Linked DNA regions of Homo sapiens: region 1 is linked to region 2. A link is an interaction called in ENCODE POLR2A ChIA-PET data of the cell type or tissue named here. Cell type or tissue: OCI-LY7. All regions are shown on one strand.

Region 1 (2,500 bases), 73 kb before region 2:
GTCCTGAAAGTCTGCTCTACACATATCCCTTAGGAGTCTGGGAAGCTTGAGCCAGAGATACCAGTAACCCCTCAGTCTGGGAAGCTCTTGGCTTACAGAGGACCAGTCCATAAGGTGCTGCCACCTTGCAAGATTCTGCAAAGAATATGAAAGCCTACTACCTCTGAAATGCAATTAGCCAACCTTACCTTTTCATCAGTACCGTTTTTCCAGTATTGCACATTATAAGTCCATGAGTTATACACATTCTTCATAGTCCAAGTTTCGTATTCATTCTCAATTTTAGGGGCTAAGAAACGCATATGTAAAGAATCAGCAAGTACTTCTACTTGCATTCCAGGGGGTCCAATAATGGCTAAGCAGAAGAACAAGCAAAATGACAATCAAAAATCACATTTTAAAAACTTCAACATTAATTTTTCATAACCATGCAGAACAATTAGTCCACGGAAGTACACTGCTTTGATATACTATTGTCATGACATTGATTGACATGGCTAAGAAGGGTAGTTGGATTTAGTTTCTTTTAAAAAATCTGATAATCTTTGTCTTTCTTAATGAAGTTTAGTCCACTTATGTTTATTGTGGTTTCTGATACATTTGGAATTATTCCAGCTACGCTATTTTGTATTTTCTATAAGGATTTCTTTTTAAATTTCTATTTTATGTTTTTGGTGTCTTCTCCTCTTTTATTCCTGCTTTTTGTTGGCTTGAATTTTATTTCCTTTTTCAGGATGGAAGCTACAGATGGCATCTCTATTATTTTTAGTGGCCACCTTTACATGTTTAACATATATAATTAACCATATATATTTCCAACAATGTCTAAAGCTGTTTCCCTTCTGAATGCTCTTTTACTAGATATTCATGTGGCTGGCTCCTTCACTTCATATGGGTCTCTGCTCAAATGCTACTTCCTCAGAGAGACTGTATCTTACCATTCTATGTAGAAGTGCAGCTCCCATTACTTTCTGTCCTATTGCCTTGCTTCAGTCTTCTTAAGAACCATAGTCACTACCTGTCATGTAATATGTATCTATTTATTTATTATCTGTATTCCTGATTAGCACATATATGCTCCATGAGGTATTTTGTCTCGTTCATTGTTGTAGCTTCAGTGCTCAGAATGCAGCTGTTACACAGATGTACTCAATAATAACTATAGAATGATTCATAAATGGTTCCAGGCAATCATGGTGTTTGAGTTATGTCCTGTATTCTTCTTTGGCTGCTGTTACTTTTTCAGGGCTGTTAATGGACCTGCTTCCATCATTCTAAAGTGCTCGTCTGAAAACCAGACAAGAAAACTTGTTGGAATACTTTGCCAAAGCAAGTATAAATAGGTTATGCATGATGCCTGGAAACACTTTCCTATCACTAAAATACATAGACTTCAAGAGGCAAATCTCCAATATTGGGTAGTAGTTGCTAAGAGCACAGAAGCAAGAGCCTGGGTCTGAATCCTTGCTCAGCCACTCATGACCTGTATGACTTTTTGACAAGCTGCTTAACCGTGTTGTACCTAGGCTCTAAAGGGAACTTCCATGGATGGGAGCTAACAGGATTTGGGACAAGTTAGGACCTGGTAAGCCAGTTAGCAATTATAGGAGCAAAAACTTGTACTTTTAACTATTGTGAAACTTACTTTTCTGTTCATCTTTCCTTTGTTTTTGTAAAGGTACCATTAGAAAATATAATCTAACTTTGATAATTTATGATTCCAAAAGTAAGACGTTTTTACCCAGGCTTGGGATGGAATTGGGAAAGGGAAGAAAGGCATCCTAGCATCATTCTCTACCAGGGAGGATGTAACTGTAGGGGTCATGGGGGTCCAGAGCAGGGACCGGCATAAAGACCACTCCCCATATAGAGACACTTCTTTTTTTGAGATAAGACTTCACTCTGGTCACCCAGGCTGCTGGAGTGCAGTGGTGTGATAATGGCTCACTGCAGCCTTGACTTCCCAGGCTCAGATGACTCTCCCACCTCAGCCTCCCAAGTAGCTGGGACTACAAGCACACTCCACCATGCCTGGCTAATTTTTTTTTTTTTTTTTTTTTGGTATTTTTTTTGTTTTTTGTAGAGACAGGGTTTCACCATGTTGCCCAGGCTGGTCTTAAATTCCTGGGCTCAAGGACAAGTGTGGTGGTTCATGTCTGTAATCCCAGCACTTTGGGAGGCTGAGGCAGGTGGATCACTTAAGGTCAGGAGTTCAAGACCAGCCTGGCCAACATGGTGAGACCCCGTCTCTACTAAAAATACAAAAAAATTTAGCTGGGCATAGTGACAGGCACTTGAAGTCCCAGCTACTCAGGAGGCTGAGGCACGAGAATCATTTGAACCCTGGAGGCAGTTTGCAGTGATCTGAGATCGCGCCACTGCACTTCAGCCTGGGTGTCAGAGTGAGACTTTGTCTCAAAAAAAAAAAAAAAAAAAAAGAAAGAAAGAAAGAAAAAAAGAAAATTCCTGGGCTCAAGTGATCCACCACCTCAGCCTCCCA
Region 2 (2,500 bases):
GAGAGGCAAGTACAGTCTGCCCTCGATATCCGTTGGTTCCACATCTGAGGATCAACCAACTGCTGATCAAAAAAATTTGGAAAGAAAGCCCCGATAAAACAATACAAGAATAAAAATAATACAAATTAAAAATATAGCATAACAACTATTTACATAGTATCTACATTGTATTAGGTATTATAAGTAATCTAGGGCTGATTTAAAGTATACTAGGCTGGGCGCAGTGGCTCATGCCTGTAATTCCAGCACTTTGAGAGGCCGAGGCGGGCGGATCACGAGGTCAGGAGATTGAGACCATTCTGGCCAACATGGTGAAACCCTGTCTCTACTAAAAACACAAAAATTAGCTGGGTGTGGTGATGCACGCCTGTAATCCCAGCTACTTGGGAGGCTGAGACAGGAGAATCACTTGAACCCGGGAGGTGGAGACTGCAGTGAGCCGAGATTGTGCCACTGCACTCCAGCCTGGCAACAGAGCAAGACTCCATCTCAAAAAAAAAAAAAAAGTATACTGGAGGTGTGCATAAGTTATATGCAAATACTATGCCATTTTGTATTGGGTTGGTGCAAAAGTCATTGCGGTTTTTGCCATAAAGACGAAAAAGGCAAAAACTGCAATATTTTTGCACCAACCTAATACAAGGGGCTTGGGCATCTGTGGATTTTGGTATCCCTGGGGGCCTGGAAACAATCCCCCATGAATACGGAGGATTGGCTTTATATAGATGACTCCCTTTGCTTAAATACCTGGCTTCATGGTGATGGTGAGCATAGAGGAAGGACATCTTGGAGAAGAAGCAGATTTACAGAGAAGATGATGAGTTGGCTTTGGACACGTTGACTCTGATGTGCCTGTTAGATGTCTAAGGGGAATACCAGTGCTCAGACGAGAGGTCTGGCTGGGCAGGCCTTGGCTGGCAAATGGTAACCGAATCTGTGGGAGTGGATGCCATTGCAGTGTTTCTCTATGGAGTGTGGGTATTGGCATGCGAGGATGGACAGTTCTTTGGTGATACTGCCTTCTGTTTGGTCCCTCTGCCGCCATCCACTGAACACTAGTAACACAGCATCCACGCTGCTGTTGTGACAACCAAAGCCACCTTCACACATTTCCCAATGCCACTTCCCCTTAAGAACTTGTAGTCTAGAGAGAGAATCTAGAATGAAACATGAAAAAGGCCTATATTGAGATGTTGTAGAGCAGGGGTGTCCAATCTTTTGGCTTCCCTGGGCCACACTGGAAGAAGAAATGTCTTGGGCCACACATAAAATACACTAACAATAACGATAGCTGATGAGCTAAACACACACACACACACACACACACACACACACACACACACACACACACATCTCATAATGTTTTAAGAAAGCTTACGAATTTGTGTTAGGCTGCATTCAAAGCTGTCCTGGGCTGTGGGTTGGACAAGCTTGATGTAGAGGAAGAGGAAGTGGCAAAAAAAAAAAAAAAAAAAAGAAAGAAAGAAAAAGAAAAGCTGAGAAGTGGCCAGAGAGGGGAGAAAGACCAGGTGTTACACAAAGCCCAGAAAAGAGGGTGTTTCTAGAAGAGACGAGGAAGGCCAATTGTCTTGAACCTGTTGAGAAGTCAAGTGGGTACCTAGCAATGATGAGGTCAGTGGTGTGTGGGGAGGAGTGTGAGCTAGCGTGGGCTGGGGTGAGATATGAGTGGTGACCTGGCAGGGGTGGGTCTTTTGTTCACTCCTGTGTGTGCAGGTCCATGCATTCATACGTGATCACTGCACATCCTGGATTTTCTAGGACAGTACCATTTAAAAAAATGTAATTCTGGCTGGGTGCGCTGGCTCATGCCTGTAATCCCAGCACTCAGGGAGGCTGAGGTGGGTGGATCGCTTGAGCCAAGGAGTTCAAGATCAGCCTGGGCAACCTGGTGAGACCCTGTCTCTACAAAAAAATACAAAAATTAGCCAGGCGTTGTGGCACACAACTGTAGTCCCATCTATTTGGGAAGCTGAGGTGGGAGGATCACCTGAGCCCGGGAGGTCATGGCTGCAGTAAGCCATGATCACACCACTGTGCTCCAGCCTGGGTGACAGAGTGAGACAAAAACACTTAATTTTTTTTCTAACAAAGGCAATTCATTAAAAAGTCACTTAAATAGAATTAACTTTATTTTGTTGTAGTTTTCATAGAAATCATATAAAACAGAAAAAAATAATCAAATTAAGACCCCCTTGTCTTAAGTCTTAGTTGAGGAAAAAACCTTTTTTTTTTTTTTTTTTTTTTTTTTTTTTTTTTTAAAGAAACAAACCCAACTGAGGCCAAATATTCTAGTGATGCAGGCATTGCTCAGACGTGGTCTAAGAAGCGTGCAGCAGCTTCAAGGGGAATTCTGGAAGGGAATTCCCACATTTTGAGCAGTGGCCACATTCCTGGGATAGGCGTAGAAGAGGAAAGCAATCTTGGCCCAGGTGCTTCTGCAGTGCCTCTCAGGAGGTTGAATTATCCACTAAGGCTGAAT

What was found. Peaks named below come from ENCODE experiments on the same cell type or tissue, not always from the same donor. Only the 100,000 strongest peaks of a DNase experiment are listed, where the experiment ranks them.
Region 1: POLR2A ChIA-PET joins it to region 2 with 27 read pairs; 12 of 35 experiments call an interaction of 5 or more read pairs at or near these places.

The regions. Positions count from the first base shown.
Region 1 is chr21:33,277,607-33,280,106 of GRCh38, reverse strand. It overlaps IFNAR2-IL10RB (IFNAR2-IL10RB readthrough), which reads right to left. Exons shown (of 13, transcript NM_001414505.1): 10 at 189-355. IL10RB (interleukin 10 receptor subunit beta) reads right to left here. Exons shown (of 7, transcript NM_000628.5): 4 at 189-355. Among named protein-coding and RNA genes, the nearest start is that of IL10RB, 12 kb to the right of the region's middle. In OCI-LY7, no CTCF peak of the experiment used is centred here; no DNase peak of the experiment used is centred here.
Region 2 is chr21:33,204,237-33,206,736 of GRCh38, reverse strand. No RefSeq gene overlaps it. Among named protein-coding and RNA genes, the nearest start is that of IFNAR2, 24 kb to the left of the region's middle. RefSeq lists a silencer at 1,039-1,098. In OCI-LY7, CTCF peaks have their summits at 872 and 1,071 (motif pointing left); DNase peaks (open chromatin) are centred at 1,086 and 1,526; H3K4me3 peaks cover 1,361 bases; H3K27ac peaks cover 1,990 bases.